Regions from separate parts of the Homo sapiens genome. Here regions 1 and 3 are each linked to region 2. Evidence: read pairs that join two places in POLR2A ChIA-PET (ENCODE). Cell type or tissue: OCI-LY7. All regions are shown on one strand. Links, peaks and the distances in the headings refer to the core of each region. The heading gives the core; the rest is flanking DNA.

Region 1 (8,301 bases), core at 290-8,289, 75 kb before region 2:
CTATCATATTGTGACCAGAGAATATTGTTTGTTCATTTCTATGTGTTAAAATCTGGTGCAATTTCTTTTGTGACTTAAATTATTGTTTTTATGTATATTCCAAAAGCATTTCAGGGTACAGCGCTTAACAGATATCAGTAAGATCTGCTGCATGTCTATGTTATTTAGATAATCTATACCCTGACTTAATAATTTTATCTACTTTATCTGTCATAGATTGGGAGAGAGGAATTAAAATCTCCCTACTGCCAGTCTGTTTTTATTAAAGCCTATTTTTCCTTATAACTGCTATAATCACTGTTTTTTGACTGTTGCTTCTATGTCTTATTGCATAGATATTTAGCACTATTCCTAGTCATTGAGAGTTGCGCCCTTTAGCCTTGTAAAAATTGCCCTTTGTATTGTTTAATGCTGTATGTCCTGAATGTAACCTTGTCTGATATTTAGATAATGCCCTCTGCTTATTTTTTTTTTGCTATTTGTTTGTATTTTCCTGTTATCTTTGCCCATACTTTTATTTACAACTTTTCTGAATCACTTTGTTTTGCATTTCTCTTCTATATAACTGAGGGTTTAGTTTTGCTTTGTAATTTAACCTGAAATATATTTATAATACGTAGGTAAAGCCCATTTACATTTATTAATATAACAGATGTATTTGATCTCAGTATGGCATAATATTTAATGTTTTCTCTTTTACTGTGTTTTAGCAAGTCTTTATTTACATAATGAGTTTTCTTTGCCTTTTAAAACAATTGCACTTCTGATATTTAGAAAGTTTTATATTTTTGTTCTCATGACAATATAACTTTGTATAATATTGCTAGTGTTCTATTTTTCTAGATGGTATTGGCTAATTCTTTTGTATGAATAATTGTACAACGAATGTGCCTCATTTTGCTAACCTCCCCTCTCTCTTCCACCACCCAATTCTAGTTACCTCAATGTTTACCACTGTCTTTTTAAAGATGTTTACATATAGTTCTTACTTGGTTTGACAGCTTTCAATCAAATCTTTTCTTTTGCTTCCACTATTACAAATTCAATAATCTGCAAACCTACTCGACTTTTCACCTTCCCTACCTTTTCTCCCTTCCATTTTTCATTAGTTGTATCATTTATACATTGTCAGAGCATATAACCTTTACATTCTATCTGTTGTCCCAATCTCCAGCTTTGTTTAATCTTAATCTTGCAGTTGCGGTATACAGTGCTCACCACCTCTTTTTTTTGCTACAGTTTGTTTCCGCTATTATCTCCTGGTTGGCGATTGTTTGACCTCTTATAGATTCTTCAGGAAAGGATCATGGGACCATATTACTTAAGCTCAAACATTTCACAATTGTTAGTTTGCTTTTGAGATGAATTTTTTTTGCTGGCTATAAAATCCTTGCCTCACAAGTCTCCTTTTTTTTTGGCTATCTTGTAGATGTAAATTACATAATCTTCTTATTTTGAATGTTGCTTTGGAAAAATATAAGATGTGTTTGAATCTTTTCCTTATTTAATGGCTTATTTCTTTGTTTGGATGTTCAGAGAAAACTCTTTCCTTCCTTCCTTCCTTCCTTCCTTCCTTCCTTCCTTCCTTCCTTCCTTCCTTCCTTCTTTCCTTTCCTTTCCTTCCCTTTCCCTTTCCCTTTCCCTCTCTCTTTCTCTCTCTCTCTCTCTTTCTCTTTCTCTCTCTCTCTCTTTCTCTTTCTCTCTATCTCTCTCTTTCTTTCTTTTCCTGAGACAGGGTCTTGCTCTGTTGCCCAGGCTGGAGTGCAGTGGTACCATCACAGTTCACGTGAGCCTCAAACTCCTGGGCTCAGGCAATCCTCCCACCTCATCCATCTAATTAGCTGGGTTTACAGGCATGTGCCACCACTGCACTGGTTTCCATTCCCAGAGAGAATTCTTTCTCTCCCTCCCTTCTTTCATCCCTTGCACACTCACTCTGTCTCTTCCCTGTGCTTTCTCTCTCTTTGTTTGTCTCCAGCTTCACAGGATGTGTCTCGTTGACTATTCTGACTCAATTTTCTCTGGCCCATGTTGTGCCCTTTTAATATGTAGAGCTGACTAGACATGGTGACTCACGCCTATAATCCCAGCACTTTGGGAGGTCAAGGAGGGCAGATCAGTTGAGCCCAGGAGTTTGAGAACAGCCTGGGCAACATGGCAAAACCCTGTCTCTATCAAAAAATACAAAAATTAGCCGGATGTTGTGGCACGTGCCTATAGCCCCAGCTACTCAGCTGAGGTGGGAGAATTGCTTGAGCCCGAGAAGTGGAGGTTGCAGTGAGGTGAGCTCATGCCACTGGACTCCAGCTTGGGTGACAGAGGGAGCCTGTCTCAAAACAAACAAAACAAAAAGAAAAAAAAATGGTTTCTGTTTTCTTCTCTAATTATAAGTATGTTTGATCTCCTTTGCTATTGTAGCTGTCATTTTCTCTCTAATTCACTTTAATTCTATCTTTATTTCAGTTCCTTTTGATTGTATTTCTTTATCTGTCCTCAATATTACTGTCTTTCTACAATGTTTAGTCTACCTTATATACTTTCCAATTTTGTCTTTATTTCTCTGATGGTTTTCTACTTTTTGCTAGAGTTCTGCTGGCTCATAGTTCATTTCCTCCTATTTTCTTGCTACAAATTCCCTGAATTCTGGCATTTAAAAATTCATGGTGAAATGTTAATGTGTAATTTTTTTTTTTTTTTGCTTTCAGCAGCATTTTTTTTTGGATGAATGTTGTTCGTATTTTGGTAAATTTTGTAACTCTTTTTGAATTTTCAACTAATAGTTACTTTGTATATATGCTATGTTAGTTCACTAAAAAAATCACTTATTATTAACTTAAAGTTTTTAGTTCCAGCTATTTAAATATGGTCTCTGATGGAGTGCATCTCAACTCAAAGCATTCTGTTCCTCTGCTGTTTATGAAAAACACTAGTTGCTGGAAATACGGTTCATCTGTATCATTCTTTTTTTTTTTTTTTTTTTTTTGAGACGGAGTATCACTCTGTCGCCCAGGTTGGAGTGCGTGCAGTGGCATGATCTCGGCTCACTGCAACCTCCGCCTCCTGGGTTCACACCGTTCTCCTGCCTCACCCTCCTGAGTAGCTAGGACTACAGGCGCCAGCCACCACGCCCGGCTAATTTTTTGTATTTTTAGTAGAGATGGGGTTTCACCGTGTTAGCCAGGATGGTCTGGATCTCCTGACCTCTTGATCCGCCTGCCTCGGTCTCCCAAAGTGTTGGGATTACTGGTGTGAGCCACCGCACCCGGCCCATCTGTATCATTCTTTGTGTTGCTCTTCCTCCTCTGTTTTTCTGAACTTCAGGGGCTTCACCTGTGAATTGTTTCCTTCAGCTCCTGCACTTTGTTGCAAATAGGATATGTCATTTATGCACTTCAGGGTGAGCCACTTGCCTTCAGGAGTTCCCTGCCCAACCCGGCTTTTCAGCTCTGCCATCACTAAGTTCTCTTGCAACTCAGTCTTACTTCCTTTCTTTTTCTTCCTATGTGGTTTCTGTCTGATTTCAGTTGCTTTTTTTTTTTTTTTAATCAACTCTTAAGCATATTTTGGAGGCTGCAGACTATATTTTTCTTCTTGTTTCACTGAAAATGCAGTTTCTGGATTCTTTTTCATTTCTTCTTACTCCTTTTATGTGTTTTTTATAGAGAAAATGGATAAATAAGCTGATATGTGCAGCCATGTACATACCAGAAGCCCCTAAGATGATTTTAAGGTTATCTATCATATTGGGTTTTTACTGTTGTGAAACAGTGAAGGTTTGAGAGTCCTTAGAAGAGTTCTTACCCCACTTAATAGTAAAATAGATTACAGATTACAAAAACAAACAAACCGCACCTGACTTTGGCTATGCAGAAAGTTAAAGAATTATTTTAGCTAGCTCTGAGTTAAAACTTTAAGCACCAGACCTTTCCATTTGAACCACTTTAGAAGAAAATCCTAAATATTAACATACTTCTTGCTTTCTTGGTGCTTAAAGAATGAACCAGCCGGGCATGGTGGCTCAATCACTTTGGGAGGCTGAGGAGGGCGGATCATGAGGTCAGGAGATCAAGAACATCCTGGCTAACATGGTGAAACCCCATCTCTACTAAAAATACAAAAAATTAGCCAGGTGTGGTGGCACGTGACTGTAGTCCCAGCTACTCGGGAGGCTGAGGCGGGAGAATTGCTTGAATCTAGGAGGCGGAGGTTGCAGTGAGTCGAGATTGCACCACTGCACTTCAGCCTGGGTGACAGAGTAAGATTCCATCTCAAAAAAAAAAAAAAAAAAAAAGAACAAACCGTGTGTGGATGGTTGGAGTTGGAGAATAGGGATTATTATGACTGTATTGTACTAAAATATGGTTATTCCATTTATGGAGCGGAGGGTGTTGACTTTCATATGAAGAGGCTCTAAAGCATCACTTTTTTGGTCATACATAGTTTTTTATTTCTCTCTTTTTTTTGAGTAGGTTTTCTTTAGTCACCCTTTATTATAGCTATTAATGTGTTTGCTTGTTGTAGTCCTTTGAATTTAGTGAAGTCTCAGAATTTAGACAACAAAGATTGCTGGAATTATATACAAAGTAAAAGCAAATATACTTTGGGCATAACATGAGGGACTCTCCCACAATTAGGATGATAATCAGTGCTCAGACCTTGTAATATCTGTTTCAGTTGCTTGGGAATCTGCTGCTTCTTGGATCTCAGCAGCACTCTGATTAGGAAAGGAAGCTGATTACTTACATTTCTGAGACATCAAATGTGTATTTAGTTTTGATTTTATATGTGCTTAATGATATTATTGGACTTGTAACATTGTGACTATAAAATGTTCCTACTATATAATTTGTTTTATCGTAAATATTGTAGAAAGTGTAAAGAAGACATTTGCCACAGCATTCTACTGCAGAGAAGGGTGTTTTTGTGTTCTCAATGCCCAGTTGTCCTAGTGTCTGGGGGAGGCACAGACATTTGCTATGCAGGCTGAGTACGTAGGGAAGGTTCTAAAGTTGTTAAGTGCAAGCTGCAAGATTCTAAGATTAATTGTGCTTCACTCTCCAGTGAGATTAATGTATTATAAATCATAGAGGCATATCCCATCAATCTGGTGCCTCGATGCAGGGAACATTATAACCCTTAACTCAGCAGAAACATACCTTCCATCCATTACAGCATCTCTCCTGGAATAAAGTATGTGCTCCTCAGATAGGGCCAGGGCAACGGACAGCATTTTAAAGACATCTTTGAGATAGCTGTTACAACAGGGAAACCATTTCTATGGCTCCTTGGTTTCACTCTACAACAATAACTTTTATAGACAGTACATATTTGGAGAAGTGTTTTCTGGACACTTAGTATCTGCACAGCCCTGGGGTAAGTTCTCTGGGGTGTATGAAAGGAAGAAAACTTATGATTCCTACTCTTGATGAGCCTACTGTTTGTTAGAATACTAACAGCATGATTTTGATGCTAATAGCTATTGTTTATCTAGCATTTACTATATGCATACCAATAGAATATACTAAGAAATTATTCATAGAATGTATTTTAAAATAAATGCCAACAAGGTTAGAGAAAGAAAAGATATGTACTGGCTGGAGTAAAGTCCCTATAGAAGTCGGGCCTGTGTTGAGCCTTATTGGTGGAAAGGCTTTAGAGAGGTGGGACAGGGTACATTTCCCAATGTAGGGTATATATTGCATGAGAAAAATGAGGTTAGATAAGCAGTGAATAAATACAAGAAAAGAGGCTTGGAAGTAGCTAGCAGAACCACAGAACAGGCAAGAGCCTCTTGCTGTGTACTTTTTCACCCTTCCAGGCTCCATCTGATATCAATTTCATTCCCCTCTGGGGACACCTTGCCTAGAGGAAGAGAATTCCCATAGGAACTCATCACAAGGAAGGTGAAAAGTGAATAACGCAATAAAGCTGGACAGGCAGGTCCTATAGGCTACACCAATAAAGTCATTTGACTACATTGTGCCAGCTAGGTTGTGTGTGCAGATACTTCTAGGGCCAAAGTTAGTTTGCCAAGATTTGGCAGGGAGATAAAACCAAGCTTCCTCCTCCCTTTCCTCTTCCTCCTTCCTTATTATAAAATAATATTATAAACTTATGACCCCTTCCTTCTCCTTTTAATTTATCCTCTTCCTTGACGCCAAGCTCAGCCCCCCTAGTTACAGCTTCATGCCATGCACGGCTCACTCAACTTCATTCATTTATTCATTCGACAGGTATTTATTGAGAATTCCATATGCATCCTCAGAAAATATACAGCCTTATAAGGAGGACAATTAAGAAGAAATTACAATAAATATGAGCATAGCATCCTCTATTTCTAACAGAGAGGTTTCTTTAAATTATTGAGGGGAGGAGGGCATCAGAAAAGAAATGACATACAAACTGAGACCAGAAGTATGAGTGGAGATGTTCTTTATCCTTCCCAAGCCTGTTGAGGGTACCTCTGTTTGCTCTGGGAAGCTGCCAGGCACTTTAAGGTTCTTGGCTGACTTTGGCTGCCACCACCAGCATACACAAGAAATTAATATATTTGTTCAATCAGTAAATATTTCTTGGGAAGTTCTAGTATCCAAACAGTGTTCTGCGCTGTGTGGATTCAGCTGTAAGCCAAATAGGCAAAGCACTTGCTGTCATGGAGCTTGCATTCTAGTAGGGATGGGCAGAGAACAAATAAATAAACAAAAATAGATAATATGTTAGGTGCTATGGAAAAAATAGCAGAGTAAAGTGATAGAATATGTGTTCTTGTATGTGTGTGTGGGTATACACTATTTTAAATAGGGTGGTCTGGGTTTCTCTGCTGAGGTGATATTTGAGCAAGAACTGATGAAAAGAGTGCGATGTGGCTTTCTGGGGAGGGGAGCAGCACTCTAGGCAAAGAGCACAACTAGAGCAAAGGTTTCTTGGAAGAAGTGTGCTAGGTGTGTTCAAGGAACTGCAGAAAGGCCAGGTGATGAGAGCTCAAGGAGGAGAGCAGAAGTGGATAAAGTTGTGGAGTTTCTGTCCCCATGGCAAGGTTTACATTTAAGAGCTGCTGTGTCGAGATATGACAGTAGAGGGGCAAGATCAATAATGAAGGAGGTCAATAAGGAGGCTATTGCAATGGTTCAGGCAAGAGATGGTGGTGGCTTGCTATGGTGGAAGCATGGGAAGTGGCAGGATTCTGGATATACATACAAGATAGAATGGATAGGTTTGCTGATGACTTGGATGCGGGTGTGAGAGAAGAAAGGGGTCAATGATCACTGAAAGGATTTTGTTCTAAGTCACTGATAAAACAGATTTGTCATTAATTGAGATGGGAAAAGCTTCAAAAAGAACAGGTTTTGGGGAGCAAAAATATGTTAAGTTTGTTATGCCTGGCTATCATTCAAGTGGAGATTTCACGTAGGCAGATCATCATACAAGCCTGGATTTCAAGGGAGTGTTTGGGAGTTGTTATTTAAAGCCGTGAGACAGATTGATCAGCAAGTGGGGGACTCTAAAGATAGAATAGATAAGGGCTGAGGGATGAAGCTGGGGGGCCTCCTTGCTTAGAAGTTGGGGAGATGAGAAGGATCCTGCAAAGGAGGTTGGGAGGGTGCAGCCAGAGAGGTAGAAAAAATAAGCAGTGTGTGCTGCCCTGGAAGCCAAGCAAGCATTTCAAAGAGGAGGAAATGACCACCTCTGTCAAATGCTGCTGAGAGGTCAATGGTGCAAAGACCAGAGGTCACTGATAACCCTGTCGCAGTAGGTTTGATGGAGTGATGGGTCCAAAGGCTGATAGGATGGGCCCAGAGAGGATGAGAGGAGGGAAGTGGAGAATGGCTATGGAGTCACCTCTTCCATGGAGTTGTGCCACAAAGAGGGGCAGAGAGATGAGCCTATAGTTGGTAGGGAAAGTGGGGTCAAGGGAGGACATTTCCCAGATGAGAGAAAAGCAACATGTTTATGGGCATCATTTAGTAGAGAGGGAAAGCAATGGTGCCAGTGGGAGTGACAACTGCAGGGATGATGGCCTTAGCAGGTGAGAGGCATGAAATCCCACAGCCAGTGGACAGGAGTAGGAATAGCTCATTCCTGCAACAGGAGGGCAGGTGGGTGGGTGGCTTTGGGGTGTGCAGTGCAGGAGTTCTCCTCTGATGGCTTTACGTTTCTCAGTGAAGTGAGCAGCTGGGTCCTCATCTGAGCATGGGGATGGGGAGGAGGTGATAAAGTTGTGGGTGGAGAGAAGGGATGAGGTGGTCTAGGAGATTGAGAGAGACCAGCTTGGAGGGAAGGCATGACTGTGGGGTAGTACGA
Region 2 (8,301 bases), core at 40-8,039:
ATTAAACCTCTTTTTCCCCGCCCCCGAGTCTTGGATATGTCTTTGTCAGCAGTGTGAAAACAGACTAATACAGTTTCCAAATGGAGGGGGCTGTCTGGGTTGTGAGTTTTGCTGAATCAGACCACAATTCATGGATCAGTACAGATCTATTAGGTGTTGCATGGGCTCCCAGTGCTGGACAGGTTGATGCCAGGGACATAGGCTACATAACCCTTTCCTATGAAGAGATTATATCTTCTTGATGATACACATACTTACCTACAACTGACAGCACAAAACAAGAATTTTTCTCCAATCACAGGCTTCAAACATGCTCTGTTGTTTTTCCTTTTCCTACCCCTTGACAACAGTTCAGGCAGATCTTGTAACGTGGTCCTGTCAGCTACAATGATGGTCATTTTGACAGCTGGGAATCATGTTCAGGCAGCAAATGGTCCTTGGGGTCAAATTGCAACTTCAGCCTCCCTCTCTCCCCTCTAAAGCTTCTCCCTCTCCCCAGCTCAGCCTGGCCTGTGTGTGACTCAGGACTTCTTTCATTCTCTCTTCGTCATTAGGATTTTTGGGGGGTGGGCAAGAGGAGGGAGAACTTGAAGAAAGGGGTCAAAGCCCCTGTACTTAATGGGCTCCGCTGTTATGGTTCCTTCTTTGCTCACAGGGGCTGGCTACGGATGGTTTTTAGTGCCAGGGAGGAATGTGCTTGCTGTCTTGCAGTTACATGTGTGGGTTTTTCAGAAGCCTCTCAGGAGGGTGCCTTACCACCCAGATCCCTGGCCTCCTGGTGAGGCACTCCCTGCCTGGCCTCTTGTGGCTCCTGTCCCCAGCTCCTGCCCACAACACAGTCCCTTCCTGCTGGGGCTCCTTGGCTTATGGGAGGTCCACCCTTGCTCCTCCAAATTCTATGGCTCTCTTTCCTCATGGGCTACTCTGCTCAGCCTCCCACCCTCAGAATTCTCCAGCTGAGATCCAGGAGACTATGCCTTCTCTCCCCTAAAGTACAGGCAACTCTTGTCCAAGTCTCCCAAGAAGAGTGTCCCCACATTCTTTACTGGGGCAGCCCTAGGACAGGACAGGGATTTCTGCAGCTCGGCAAGCATCTGGCTGGGGAGGATGGTCAAGCTCCCTTTCTGCAGCATCCTGCATCTCGCTGAGTGTTGTCCTAAGAGCCCTTCTCACCCGGCCTAGGTTGGACAGGAGCACTCATCTCCCCACTTCTTTCATAGCCATCTCCCCCAGGGACTCTTTCTCTCATTAATGACCTCCTTTGACTTTCTAGTCTGTGTATAAGGAGAGGGGAGTAGTGGGGCAGGCTTATAGGACCACTTGGTTGTTTCACCGGGGCCTGTTATGGGGTGGGGGGAGGGGGGAGGGATAGCATTAGGAGATATACCTAATGTTAAATGACGAGTTAATGGGTGCAGCACACCAATATGGCACATGTATACATATGTAACTAACCTGCACATTGTGCACATGTTCCCTAAAACTTAAAGTATATATAAAAAAATAAGCATTTGGTACTCTCTTTATAATTAGGGGCATTTAACACTAAAATCCTCAGGCACGGGGTTGTGATTCTGAGCTGGGCTGGAACATCTCATTCACCCTTCTGTCTATGCACAGATGAAGGGAAAGCATCAGAAAACACATGGCAATGGACTTGACTTGGGGGTCTCTGCTCTGCCCATTAGGTGTTATAAGATAGGAAAGACAACAGGCTTGGAGTCTTAAGACTGCAGGATCAGGGCCTGAACTGAGCCTTGAGGGAATTTTTTTTAACTTGAAAAATTGCATTATAAAAGTTATACATGCTCCTTATACAAAACAGCCACAAATAAAATCAACCTTCCTTCCCTCCAGTCTTGCTTCTCTAAGATAACCTCTCATGACAGTTTGCTCTGTATACTTCCTGCTTTTTTAAAAAATGCACGTATAAAAGCACATATCCAAACCACAAATAAAGCACACAGATTTTTTTCAAGAGCACCCCATGTGTATTGGCTTGAAGGATTTCGAACAGTCGTTTTCAAATATTTGTGTGCTTCCTGTCCCTGACCTGGAGAGACAGGGCTGCCAGGTATGACTGTGCAGGCTACACTCTGTCCAAGAGTGCCTGCCTGAAGGATTTAGTGGGCCTGAGAACCAGCCCGTGTTCTGTTGCCCAGCCACACACCCTGGCTATGTGCATTTGGAGAAGGGGCACCGGAGGGAGGGAGGCCTTTTCCTAATTACAGCAAAGGCACTGGATCTTTGAGAAAGTTCCTGGTTAGTGAAATCAGAGAAGGAAACTGACCAGTCTAATGCCAGAGCAAGGCTATTGTGTCACCCAAGGCCATGTGTGTAAAGAAGCAGGTGGACTCTATACCAAGGACACATGAGCTGTGAGGTCAGGGACCTCTGGGAACTCAGAAGAACACATGCTCCTGCCCTCTGGAAGCTGACAATCCGTGAATGGAGGAAGTCACACACCTGAAATGTATGTGAACAAAAGTCAAACGGAGTGTGGGATGCTGTTGGTATCTTAGATCCATGCTTCTGTCTGGGGATATGCTCTTCCAGGCTTTCTGATGGTCAGTGTCACTGCCCTGCTCAAAATCCTTCACTGGTGTGTCTTCCATCACCTTCAGGAGAAAGAAAACCCAAACTTCTTTCCAGGACACGTGAGGAGAGACCTTTGAGATCTGACCCCTGCCCCTGGCACCAGCCCCATTTCCTGGCCCTGGGGTGCTTCCAGGATCCTCTCCCTAACATGCACCTGCTCTCACGGCTCTGCAACCTCTGGCGTTGGCACATGTTGGTCTCCCAGTCTGGATGTCCTCATGGCCACCTGCCCCAGGTGCTCCTCTCTCTCTCTGGCTAGCACTGACTTAGTTCCTAACTGTGGTGATGCCCATGTGGTTTGGGAATTTCCTTCCAAATACCGTCTTTAATCTTCCTTGTAGTTTAAGTGGAGTTGGAAACAGTGCAGCTGGTAATAGACTGTGTCGTATTCATTCATTCCTAAAACTTCACAGGCCGACAGAAGTGAGAAAGGAGGTCCAGATAGCCCCGCCTGGGTCTCAGAGAGGGAGGGCTTCAGGAAGACATATTGAGTTTTTGTGCAAATTAAACTTTACGTGCAGTGACAAACCATTACATGCTCTGTTGAGGTAGAAAATGGCATTTTTCTCTAAGCCCTGTTATGTTTGAAAGTTATTTGAATAATAGTATACTTGTACATCCAAATCAATTTCTTGTTAGAATAAGTCTACTTTTGAAAAACAGTCTTTCAGGACACACATATTTAATCTTGATGGAAGATCATTTCATTTTCTGACACCATTCAGCTTCAGTGTTCAGTTGTAGTTGGAATTAACACAAATAAGCTCCTAATTGTGTTTTGTGAATCAAAACCTAGAAAAAAATTAAATCTTCCTCAAAAAGAAAATATATTTCATATATATGGTGCCCTCTGGATACCGTGGAAAGCCTGAGGTTGTCTCAATCACCTGAGCAGGTTAGACTTTTTATGCCAGTGTTTGCTGCCAGTGATGGATGAGTTTTCTTTCCTGAGGAATGTGGATGATGAAAAATAGTGACCTCTTTGCTTTCCACAGGGCCCTTCCATCTGCCCATGCTGCCCCCATCTCCTGATTTGTGAAATTCATCAGGTGTGCACCCTTCTAATGGCTGCTCCGATGAAAACAGTAAAAACCCATCAAGCCAGACCAAGAGGAGTGACCTACTTATATCAGATTGTGTTAACTTTCTGTAAGTGTGCATTTTCTGCCCTGTTCTCAGCTTCTTTTGATAGATGATGTAGGGAGCTGATCAGTGAAACTCCTCTACAGTATTTATCATAGCTTGTTGGTGAGGATATTGACACTAAATCAGTGGACCCTGTTTGAAGAGCCACATGAAAATTTGAAGGCTTGAATACAAGAAAGGCTTTGTTTCATCCAAGAAACTGCTATGCTTGATTTTCCATGGACAGATTCAAATTCATAATTGATTGTCTTCTTTTGGCTCCCAGGAATCTCAGAGTCATATTTGCAGTCCAGCCTTTCACCCTTGTCTGACCCTGTGAACCCCATATTTATGTATGCTGTCTCTTGATTCATCTTTCTACTTTATTTACACTAGTTTCTGATGTTTATTGGATCTATATTTATATTCATATATCTAGCTCTAGCTCCTTTTATCAAGCACATAGAATGAGTGGAACCTGACAAGGTGCTAGCAGGAGACAAGTATTTATGTGTATTTATTCTTTTGCACCACTATCCCATCAGACCTGGTCTGTGGACACCACTCTTCCCTGCATCCAAAATGAAATTGCTACACAGTACCATAACTTTTCTTGTCAATCTTAGGTAAAAACATTCTTTGTTCACTTTCAATCACAAGAACAGTCTCATCTTCATAGTTTCAATGTTCACTTCTGAGCAGTAACAAAAATTCAGAATTGTTTTCAAGTTTCAACTTCCCCAGCTGTGAGTCTACTTCTGGATGTGAAACCTTGCTGGGTGGGGGCACTGAGGATGCAGTGAGCATTGACAGTCAGCCTCTGTTTTTCTCTGAATTGCTCTTCTAGCCTTCTCCACCCTCTTCCCCACACTGCCTCTTGCTCCTCCTGAGTAGAATGAAAGAAGGGGGTAGGAAAGTTCTTACCTGCTGGGGTTGCCTTGTCCTGAGAGAGAAGGCAGTTTTGGTCTTTTCAAAATGACCCATCTGGCTTCCATAATGCAGCCCTGGGGCTAAAACACAGGATGCACCTCTGTCCAGCTGTGGGTGGAAGGCAGTTTGCTCCTAGGTTGTTTCAGCCAGCTTCCCATGCATTCCTTTACACCTAGGTGGTGCAGCCATCTCTGTGCCTGTCACACACCAAAGACACAGGTCAAACTCCACAAATGTTTTTTGTAATACTCTTGCATTTTTCTGACTTCACAATTTGGCCATGGGCCAGTTTATTGGCCAGGAAAGAGTTGAGCACTTAGAGGGCTGCTCAGGAGGGTTCAGTGAAGGGATTGTGAGTAAAGGCGGTGTGGGCAGGGCAAGGACAAAAGATTGTGAGGCTCCTGGACACTAGCAGCATGCCCTGAAAGGGTTGGGAGAGGAAATAGTATATTGGATGTGAAAGACAGGCCACTGGATAGGTGTAGTGGCTCAGAGGAGCCATCCAGAGCCACAGCAGTGGCCAGGCAGGGGTGTGTTATGGGTTGAACTGTGTCGCTCCAAAGATATATTGAAGTCCTAACCTTTGGTATCTGTGAATGTGGCTTTTTTTTTCTTTTGAAATAGAGTCCTTGTGATGAAATCAGGACATAATAATTAAGATGAGACCATACTAGATTAGGGTGGTCTTTAATCCAATATGATTGGTGTCCTTATAATAGGAGAAGAGACAGACTCAGACCCAGAGAGGAGAACACCATGTGGAGATGGAGGCAGAGGTTGGAGTGATGCACCTACAAGCCAAGGAACACTGTGGATGGCAGCAGCTGCCAGAAGCCAGGAGAGAGGCATGGAGCAGGTGCTCCCTCAGAGTCACCAGCAGGAACCAACCCTGCTGACACTTTGATTTCAAACCTCTGTCTTCCAGAACGGTGATAGAATAAATTTCTGTTGTTTTAAGCCATCCAAGTCTGTGGTAATTTACTATGGCAGCTCTAGGAAACTAACACTAGTGTAGGATAAAAAATTTTCTCAACTCTGTCCCCTTGTTTTCTCTCATTATGATGCCTATCACTGGCCGGACCCAACTGGAAGCTGGAAAGCAAGGGAACTGTGATGTGGTCCCTGGAGGTCAGCCTCTAGGTGCAATGCAGAGCAGAGAATGGATGGAGGGTGACTATAAATGGAGAATAATCCAGGCTTCTATCTTCTTCAAGTTCAGAGTCAGGTGGAAGATGACATGAACCCCAAAGGCTCTGGAGAAACTGCTGTCTCGACCCCTCTTTTCCACCCCTTGCACCTGGTTCTGTTGTGAACACAAGCAGGCTGAGAACACAGCTTGTTCCTCAAAACTGCATCTTGGACAAGAAATTGACTTTCCCCGGGGAACAATGTTATAAACAGGCGAGGAGTGGTATGTGCGTGCCGAAGAAAGAGATGATGTAGAAGTTAAAAGGCTGGAGAACAATAAACATGAAAAGCAGTTCAACGTCATTTGTAAGCAAGCCAACTCAAGTAAAAATAACACTGAAATGAATTCATTGCCACCCTTCAGGTTGGCACAGAAGGATGTGATGGCTGTCTCCCAGGGCTGGTGAAGGCAGGGGGAAGAAGACTCACTCTCTACTGCTGCAGGACTGGTTGTGGATTCGGTGAGGCGTAAAGACCCCAGCACAGTGCTGGCTCCCTTTCTCTTCCTGCTCAGCTCCTTTCCCGACATCTGCAACTTGCATTGTAAAGCAAAAGACAGGGAAAAGTCAAGGTTCAGCATCAATGTCTCAGTGCTGTGCAGTGTTATTTGCATAAACCTTCCCATTCACTGATGGAAACCCCTGGCATGTTCATGCCAAGCATTCTTAGCAGTACACATACCTGGGGCAGATCAAGTGCTATCATGAGAAAATTGACTGCATTAAATCACACAGGTCTTAAGGGAAGTGGAAGGGCAGGGTGGGAACTGATAGCTAAGAACAACATTTGCACCTTATGACAATTGCCTCATCATTGTAATCCCATTGGGGAAACCTATACAAATATGACTAGTGTAGCTGCAGTGTGTGTTCTGCCCATAGCTCCTCAGGTATTTTCACCATTTCCACCTGTGCCAACCTGATGTCTGGTAACTGATACTTTCATCTTTGTTGTGGTTTGCCTTCAGAGTACAGAAAACCCCTTTGTCCCTGTAAACAGCCAGCAGGAAGTGCCTATGAATTAATCACGCTTAACCACTGACAAGTGGTTTATGAGTGTTGGTCAAGAATATTCAGCTCCCTGGCCAAAATAATTCTGAACCCTATTTTGTGCTATTTACCAGAGCGCCCCCAGGGGATTAAGCTTTAATCTTCCACTGTTGTAGCTGGCTGAATAATGGTTGCCTTCCCCTCCCATACCACTTGCCCTCCTTCCTACCCCTGTTCCTTGCACCTCCCTATAGGTGGCTTGTCCTCAGAGACTTGGCTCAAAGTCTGCTTCTGGGGCAATATAAACTAAGACAAGTGGCAAGCGAGGCCTGCTTAGCCCATGTTTTCCAGATATACATTTTGAGACTCAGGGACTGGGCTAACTTTGGTCACTTGCTCCTTGTTTTTTTGTGTTAATCCATCACCAACAGTTGCACAGCTCATTCATAACATCCACATAATGAAATCATGTATCCAGCAAGGGTTGATAGGTGTAAATTATTAACAGTTATTAAATACTTTTATTATACTCACTTAACTACAGCAGAAAATGGGGAACTAAGGATAAGTAACTTGTCAGGATCACACAGTAGGTGAAGGAGCCGGATTTCAAACCCAGCACCTATATTTTGAACCCCCATTTGTAATGACTGTACCATACTGTACCCTTAATAGAATGATGCCTGCTCTACTGTTTTGTGTCAAACCTTATTGCCATTCTTCTTATAAGTCTTTTGTTTCATGTAAGTGAACAGAGAAATAAACATACAGGCCCATGGGGATGTAGATGGCCAAGTGAGAGGGAGGCTAAATAGGCAGAGCTCTCTAGAGTTCCCATCCCTTTTCAACCAAGAAATTCCATATTCATATGTTATATGAGTACATTCTCTATAGGATGTCACAGGGTACTGGGGAAGTGTTTGGCAGCCACCAGTGTGGTAAGACATGACCTATTTTGCACTGTAGCTCTGCGGGGACTCAGGTGTGGAAATAGAGTCTTCGGATGGGGGTGTGGGATCACTAGGAAGCCATAGGAGGAGCAGGAGATGAGGTTACTTGTATCAGAGACTAAGGGACATTCAGAGCAAGAGAGGCTGGTGGGTTTAAAGAGATATTTGGGATATAACATTTCAAATACAGCACTTACTTTCAAAGTCTAGCTTCCACCTTTATCTAATTGTGTCCTCTTGTTTTTAATTTAAGTTCCTCAGGCTTCAGATAATTTATGATATAGCTTGTTGATCAAAGGGAGAAAGTCCTGTTAGAAAAATGCTTCTTTGAACTGGGGGTGGGGAAAGGGTGGGTCCCAGTTCCTCAAAGTAGATTGTCCCAAGACTCCACCAATGCATTGGGCAGAGTTTTCTCCCCCATGCTGAGTCCTGCTGCCATTATTAGGGACTTCAGCATCTTTGTGGTGGTCAGTTCCATGCTCTGGCCCCTCAGAATCCTGATCTCCTTAACTCAGGAAGCC
Region 3 (8,301 bases), core at 290-8,289, 86 kb before region 2:
GTTTTTCTCATTTCTTTAATTTCACTACAAACTTCTTGAGGGCAGAGCCATGTTTATTAATAACATTTGATCTTTCTAAGGTACTATGGTATTTGCAAAGTCTTTTTTACACCCCCTGTTTATTGCAAAGTTTTCTTCAGAGCCTGTATTTCCCATTTGATTCTCATAATGGCCTTGTGAAGCAGGTAGAACAGATCCTAATTTTTTCCACTTTAAGAAGAGGCTGACTGAGTTGTGTTTAGCATAGAGCCTGGCATTTGTTGGGTGCTGAATGTTTGTTGAGTGGTTTTGAGTGAGCTCCACATGTGTAGGTACTCTATGCCTGCTGATTGAATCTATGCATTTGTTAATTCATTAAGCAAATATTTATTGACCACCTATTACGTGCCCATCTGCAAAGAACAAAAATCCTGCCCTTGTGGCACTCACCTTCTAGGGAAATGAATGAATAAATTAATGATCAAATGAATTGAGAAGAAAATGAGGAGGAGCTGCTTGAATATCAGTCCTGGATATTTTCTTTATGACTTTTGAAAAAGGAGTACTTGTAGAATTTTAGAAGGACAGATATGGAAGGAACCTTGGGGAACATCTAGTTCCACAGAATGAACATTTTAAAGCCTGGGAACACTGTTTAACTGAGAGCTTTTAACTGAGAACTGTTTAACAGTCATCCAATTTATATAGCAGACACAGTAACGGCTTCTTTGTAACTACCTCTAGTTCTTTACAAAATTTTCTCAATCCCCAATCTTTTTCCAACTACCATTTCACTTCTCACTTCTCTCACAAAACTGGGAAGGGCGTGTCACATGCTGTCTTTATTCTCTACACTCCTCGCTCCTTCTCCAACCCACTTCTGTCTGGGTGTCATTCCTATCCTCCATCAAAACTGCTCTCAAGGACCTCTGTGTTGACAAGTTCAATGGCGCTCTTCTGTTCTCGTTGTTCTTGACCTCTCAGAAACTTTGACACAGCTATTTCCTCTTCAGTGAGACACGCTCCTCTTTGATCTCCATGGAATCATTCTCACTTTCCCTCCTATCTCTTTGATCATCTTCAGTCTCTTCTATTGGATCTCCTCTTTTACCTTTATGTTTTGCAGTTTCTTATAATTCAGTCTTAGGTCTTACTCTTATTTCTCTCCATAGTCACTCCATAAGTAATCTCATTGATGCCTTCAGCTTTGATTATCATTTATATTTTGATATCTTCTAAATTTCCATCTCCAGCTCAAGTTTCGGATGAACTCCAAACTTAAATATGTAAATGCCTCCTCACCACTTTCATATCTCACATTCAACTCAAAATTAGTTATCGCAGGCTGAGATCTCCATCTCTTCCCTATTCAAACTGTTTAACTTCAGTTTTCTCTCTCTCAGGAAATGACCTCACCATTCAGCCACCTGCTCAGTACAGAGAGTCCTCTCTTATTCTTTTTTCTCCCTCAAACCAAGCATCTGATTCTACAAGCCCTGTCTCTTTGCTCCTGCTAAGTGTACTTCTCATCTTCTCAGTCTTTCCACTTCCACAGCCACTACTGTAGTTTCAGCCACATCAACTCTTGCTGGATTACAGCAATCACAGCCTCTTATCCAGTCCCTCTCTTTCCACCCTTGCTCCCCTCCAAATTATTCTTCACATATAAATTTTTAAAAGTACAAATAATTTCATTGTACTCTGAGGCTTAAAGATCTTCAAGTGGCTTTGCATTGCCTTAGAGTAAAATATCAACTCCTTTCCGAGGCATGCCATGCACTATGTGATTGGATCTTGCCTGCTCCCCAGGTGCAGATCTTTCCACTCTCCTCTCACAGGTATGTTGCATCCTGTTTTTCTATTTATTTCCCAGCGTGGGGCCAGGGTCTTTCCTGTTTCAAGGCCTCTGCACACAGAGCTCCTTCACTGAGGCTGGAACAGTTTTCCCCTCACTCTCTTTGGCTGGCTTCTTTTAAGTCTTAGATCACAACTCAAATGGCCCCTCTTCTGAGCTTTTCTAAACATCTCATTTGAACAGCTGCCTAATTTTTTCACTTCACCCTGTTGCCTTCCTTCATGGCACTTGTTACAATTAGCAGTTACTGTTCTGTCTCTTTACCTGTTTATCTTCTGCCTCTCTCATTAGATTTTGTGACATAAGGGCAGGGACCACATCTGTTTTGGTCCTTGCTAGGTATCTACTGCAATATACATGCACTCATTGAGTCAGTAACAATGGATGAGGTCCAGGTTGGAAGGTCTGCCTCCTGGTCTGTTTGTTGTGGCCTTCCTAACAGTGACTATAGAGGCTACTGTTTTTGGTTGCCTGGTCCCCATCCCCCTTACTTGGTCTAGAAACACATCCAGGGCCAGTGATAGTTTCCCATGCCTATAGCCACAGTGGTGGTCCAGTCTGGTCAACTAGAATGCTCTCCAAGGTTCTGCTACTTGGAGCTGGCAGAAAGACTTTCTTTTCTTGTTATTTGTGAGGCTATAAGGGTGATAGGGTTTGGTTCTGTGTCTTCACCCAAATCTCATCTTAAATTGTAATCCCCACATGTCAAGGGAGGGAGGTGATTGGATTATGGGGGCAGTTTCCCCCATGATGTTCTCATGCTAGTGAGTGAGTTCTCAGGAGATCTGATGGTTTAATAAATGGCAGTTTCCCCTGGGCTTCTCTCTCTCACCTGCCACCATGTAAGAGGTGCCTGCTTCCCCTTCTACCATGGTTTTAAGTTTCCTGAGGCCTCCCTAGCCATGCAGAATTGCAAATCAATTAAACCTTTTTTCTTTATAAATTACCCAGTCTAGGGTATTTCTTTATAGCCATGTGAAAACAGACTAATACAAAGGGTTTTGGCTTGGAGCTTCTGAGGCAGCTGGCCTGAGATAACAAAGCCAGAAAAGCAGAAACAAGAGGCAGAGAATGAGGGAGTCCTGATGGTGGTAGAATCCCTGGGTTCAGTTGCTCTTAAGCCCAGTTTTCCCTTCCCTTCCTGATTATGCCTGTTAATCTATTTCTTCTTTTTGGGGGCTTGGTTTACTTCACTTGCAGCAGAACAAATATATTGAGCAAGTTATTTAACTCCCTCTGAGCCTCAATTTTCTCATCTGTCCAATCTGGTTAGTGATGTTTAACCTGTGTGATTTAAGGTGTTCTTATGAGACTCGAAGGAGAGAATGTCCACAGAACTTCTTTGAGGTCCATCTTTGTGATCATGACAATGTGCACCTTTTATCTCTTAGTCAGCAATATGCAGTTTACTTCTGCTTTTCCCCAAGGAGGATTTCTGGAGTTAGCATGAGCAACTGGGCTGCATAATTTAGGAAATTGTTAGTTTGGGTTGGAAGGCCATGGTGCCTGTCATGGGTGGTTCTCTGAGCATGCTCAAATCCTGGAATGTGTGCTCCTTTCACTCATTACCCTGACCTTTCCTGTCCTTGACACTTTTTCTCATAGATGTTGCAAATATTGAGGAGCAAAGCTTTTTTTGGATGAGTGTCAAAGCCTTTTATTTTCATTATTTTTATTTTCTTGAGCTCCTGGGAGACTTTCTTCTTCATTAACAGTGTCACACAGAGAACTTGTATGCCTCAGGCTTTGAGCTAAAACTGTTTAAAGTGAAAGCAGCTGCTTTTGCAGAGCAGTCGCACCCTCAGATCCCCCGAGAATGCAATTGGATAATGAAGTGCAGACTCTTTGACCAGGGCTCTGCTGGTCGAGGATGCCCTGCCTGCTTCAGCAAATATGGGGCCATTTAAAGCCTGGCTCCTCACAGCTTCTCCAAATGGTCTTCCCCATCTCCAGCTGCACCCTCCCAGCCAGTCCAAGTGTCTGAGACCTGGAGTGTCCATGTAAATTTGAATTTTTTTTCTCTAGCTGTCACATCCATTTAAACCACTGTCATCTCATTTCTTCACTATGTCAGCTTCATTCTCTGTGGCTCAGAGCATGCCTGGTGCCTCCAAGCTACCCGGAGATTGCTGAGTGACTTGCATCTTCTGAGCTCCAGTTCTGCATTCTCCCTAAACCAGTCATTAAGTCTCAGTGGCCACCTGCCATGTTTAGCACTACAGGTCTAAATTGAAAGTCATCCAGCCCTCTACTCTCAGTTCCTCATTCAGCCTGTTTATTTCTCATCCTCCTGCCCTGTCTTTCTTCCTCTATCCCAGGCTCCGACCTTCAGACTTATCTTGACCCTTCACTTTAACTTGCCTTACAGATCCAGGCAGTGCCTGCTGATTTGTTGATTGATTGTTTCATCCAATCAAATTACCAAGGACTCTCTGTCAGACCCTGTGTAGGTGCCAGGGAGACAGAAAATAGAGCTGCTGTCTCTCGGTCTAGTGACTGGACCACTGAGGCAGAACAGCTCTGCCCAGAGCCCAAGGCCAGATGAATGCTCCTTAAACTGGCTTGCTGTGCATTTCACTCCTCTGGGAAAAATCCATCATGGCTCTCCATTGTTCATGGAATGAAGTCTAACTTCAGTCTAAAGCTGTCCAATACCACAGCCTCTGGTCGCATGTGGCTATTGAGTGTTTGAAATGTGGCCAGTCTAAATTAAGATGTGTGATAAGTGTACAATAAATACAGGATTTCTAAGAGCTAGCACAAAATAAAAAAAAATCATTAATTTTATTTAATTGCATGTCAAAATCATAATTTATATATTGGGTTAAAGAAAATATTGTTAAAATTAATACTTTTTTTACTTAAAAATTTAACATGGTATATAAAGGTTTTCCAGAGAAATAGAATCAGTAGGATCGATAGATAGATATAGATATATTGGAGGATTTATTTTTTGAATTGTCTCACATGATTATGGGGGCTAAGAAGTCTCATGACATGCCATCTGCAAGCTGAAGCACCAGGGAAGCTGGTGGGGTAATTCGGTCCGAATCTGAAGGCCCGGGAAGCAGGAGAGTTGATAGTGCAACTCTCAATCTGAGGCCAAAGGCCTAAGAAACTGGGGGGCTGCTGGTGTAAGTTCCAGTATCTGAAGGCCTCTTAGCCTGGAGTTCTGATGTCTGAGGGCAGGAGAAGGTGGATGTCCCAGCCCCAGAAGAGAGAGTGAATTCTTCCTTTGCCTCTTTTGTTCTCTCTGGGCCCTCAGTGAATTGGTGATGCCTGCCTACGTTGGTGAGGATGTATCCTTTTTACTCAGTCTACTGATTCAACTGCTAATCTCTTCTGGAAACACTCTCACAGACATTCCCAGAAATAATGTTTCAGCAGCTTTCTGGTTATCCCTTAACCCAGCCAAGTTGACACATAAAATTAACCACCACACATGGCTATCAGAAAATCTAGAATTACTGGCTGGGTGTGGTGGCTCACGCCTGTAACCCAGCACTTTGGGAGGCCGAGGTGGGCGGATCACGAAGTCAGGAGATCGAGACCATCTTGGCTAACACAGTGAAACCCTGTCTCTACTAAAAATACAAAAAATTAGCTGGGTGTGGTGGCATGTGCCTGTAGTCCCAGCTACTTGGGAGGCTGAGGCAGGAGAATCGCTTGAACGCGGGAGGCAGAGGTTGCAGTGAGCTGAGATTGCGCCATTGCACTCCTGGGTGACAGAGTGAGACTCTGTCTCAAAAAAAAAAAAAAAAAAAAAAAAAAAAAGAAAATCTAAAATTACGTATGTGGCTTACATTATATTACCATTGTCAGCACACATCTAGGACATGAGGTTTTCCATAATCTGTCTTCTGATGACTTAACATATATTATCTCATGTCATCCTCACAATGGGCAGATGCAATGTGATATCATTTTTCACTTACCAACAAGGAAGCAGAGGTTCAGAGAGGTGCGAGGCACTAGGTCAATGGATGTGAGGGTCAGCACCAGGAACATACTCCTGAAGTCCTGCAAGCCTCAGGAGTCCTGCGTAGTGCCATATCCATGATGTCTACATCTCATTGTCCTATTGTTTCCCTTCTGCCATTTCCCAATGGATAAGACATAGGAAGAGGACAGCAAAATCATGAAAGCCCTGGTTGGACAGACTTGGCACTAGAAGAGGACTGACTGTGGAATCCCATGACATGTGAGCTTGAGAAGAGTATCTAGTTGAGATCCATTTGTTGCAGGTTGCACTTTGTTAGCCTTTGACCACGTGGATAATGGAGAAATTAGCTGGAAGGAATTTATCTAAGAAAAGAAGCAGCCAGGCATGAGCTGGACCCTTGTTTCCCTGCTTGTGCTGTGCTAGCTGGTGGATAGCTGGCATGTGTCTGGTGGATGTCTGCAGTGCAGCAGTGACATGTGCCTACAGCCGGCTACCTGGTGTTGGGGAACACATAGAATACAGCCCCTGAGAGCACCAGACCCACTCAAGGGTAACTTTGCAGGGGTTTGGAGTTTCTGAGTGAGTAGGCTGGGGGTAACAGGAGCCAGTGAACTTTGAGGCATTCCTGTTTATGTGGCCCCGTCTGTCTCCATAGGCTCAAAGGATTTGGGGTTCTTGTGCCTGGAACATCTTTAATTGTCTGTGGAGATCCTGGGCAGAGCTAGGAGGAGATCTGTAGAATGACTCAGTGTCTGGTGGCCCATTTCCACTAAAAATCATGGAGGAATTCCTGATTCTGGTGGACCATGGTATCTCCAGGAGTTAGTCAAGTAGGCTTTCAGGGCCTTTTCCCTTTTTCTGACCACAGGGCAGCTTCTCAGTTTTGACAGGTGACGTGTACTCAAAGAACCCCTGATCAGAATTAATCCCTGAATTTGTATTACCACCAAGGTCCTGGTCTGCTGTGCTGGTGTGAACTCCTCTGCAGCAAACCTCCCAGGAATGGATAGATGGGCAGTCTATCCTGTAACTGAATGCAACTTTTTTCCCTTTTCTTTTCCATTTGAGACAAAAATGACATGGCATCAGGCAGTGCCAACTAGTGACACATTTCTCTCTTCTCTTTGCTAAGGAGGTTCCCTCTAGTATCTTACCCAGCCAACCGCTTGCACCAAGCATTTTGGATTATCTACAGGGGCTAATGAGAGGTTGTCCTGTTGATTATAATTGCTTTTTTCTAGTCAGTCACTGTATTGGAAACAATTAGAGCAGACAGAAATCTCTGAGATCCTCTGGTCCTATACACACATTGTACAGATGGAGAAACTGAGGTTTAGGGAGGGGATGCGACTTGCATAAGGGAGAGTTCCTCAAAAAGGGCTGGGGTCAGGGCTCAAGCAGGTGCTCGTTGGCTCCCTACATAGGTTGTTGGCTCATGGAGGAATCTCTTGGCCCCCTCTGACCTGTTGCACTGTGTCCTGTTCCTACATTTCATTTGAGCTTTGTCATCTGGGCAAGCAGCATAGTGAAATGAGAAAAGCTTTACACTGGACATCAGGAGAGCTGGGCTCCAGGCCTTTCTCCATCTCATCAACAGGCTGGATGGCCTGCAGTGCACTGCCCTGCACTTTTCCTACCATACTTCCCTGAGATCCAATAGATGTCTCTTGAGCATGAAGCACAAAAAACCCCCAAATGATCTAAAACTTGCATGCGTTAACTAACACATTCATTTATAAGGCAATTGTTAAGACTTGTTTTCTTGGCACTAGGAATATAGAGATGAAAGATGTGTTCCTCTTCCTCAGGGAACAGGTAACAGACATGAAAACAGCACTGGGCAAATATTTTGTGAATTTGTTACGCTCAGCCCAGGGAGAAGGCAGAGGGCATGGGGCCTCTGAGTGATCTCTATGGGCATGAGACACAGGCTTAGGAACCCTCTTTTCCCAACTGCTGGCCAAGGGGTTAGGAAATGTACATTGGGAATTCATTACTCTGGCTCTCCAGAACTTTGGTGTCTTTCAAAGACATCTGGGAAAATACAAATGGTGTAGGATGGGACATTATTTTATTTTTTCCAGCCACCAACCAGTAGGTGAGTATTCAGAAGAAGCAGGGGAAAGGGAGCAGTGAAGAGGGGCTGGGGCTGGGGTAGGGCACAGTGGGGAGGTCAGAGACAGGAAAACATACCATGTTGCCCGTCTTGCTGGAACACCTACATCCGTCTTGCTGGAACACCTACATCTCTGGATCAGATGGTTTTCTCTACACTTCTCCCTCTCTCTTTTTTCCTCTTTCTCCCAACTTTGATTAACAAAACTTTTCCACGAAGGAGGTCATTTGTTGAAAACGATACATGATGTGGGCTCATCCAGACCCCCTGACTGGTCAATAAACTCCATCTTTATCCTCCAGTGATTTTAACTTGATTGTTGAGTGAATTTCCAATCACATTGTCTGAGGATTATCTCCAGACAGTGTCAAATCTAAGCTCGCTCATTGGGCCAGTTGCTGTGATGGG

What was found. Peaks named below come from ENCODE experiments on the same cell type or tissue, not always from the same donor. Only the 100,000 strongest peaks of a DNase experiment are listed, where the experiment ranks them.
Region 1: POLR2A ChIA-PET joins it to region 2 with 10 read pairs; 2 of 35 experiments call an interaction of 5 or more read pairs at or near these places.
Region 3: POLR2A ChIA-PET joins it to region 2 with 14 read pairs; 2 of 35 experiments call an interaction of 5 or more read pairs at or near these places.

Annotation. Positions count from the first base shown.
Region 1 is chr3:140,828,222-140,836,522 of GRCh38, reverse strand. No RefSeq gene overlaps it. Among named protein-coding and RNA genes, the nearest start is that of SLC25A36, 110 kb to the left of the region's middle. In OCI-LY7, for the core only: no CTCF peak of the experiment used is centred there; a DNase peak (open chromatin) is centred at 3,442; H3K4me3 peaks cover 1,006 bases; H3K27ac peaks cover 963 bases.
Region 2 is chr3:140,753,024-140,761,324 of GRCh38, reverse strand. No RefSeq gene overlaps it. Among named protein-coding and RNA genes, the nearest start is that of TRIM42, 79 kb to the right of the region's middle. In OCI-LY7, for the core only: a CTCF peak has its summit at 6,974; DNase peaks (open chromatin) are centred at 4,494 and 6,884; H3K4me3 peaks cover 3,297 bases; H3K27ac peaks cover 4,350 bases.
Region 3 is chr3:140,839,205-140,847,505 of GRCh38, reverse strand. No RefSeq gene overlaps it. Among named protein-coding and RNA genes, the nearest start is that of SLC25A36, 98 kb to the left of the region's middle. In OCI-LY7, for the core only: no CTCF peak of the experiment used is centred there; DNase peaks (open chromatin) are centred at 1,415, 3,685 and 4,025; H3K4me3 peaks cover 3,617 bases; H3K27ac peaks cover 4,843 bases.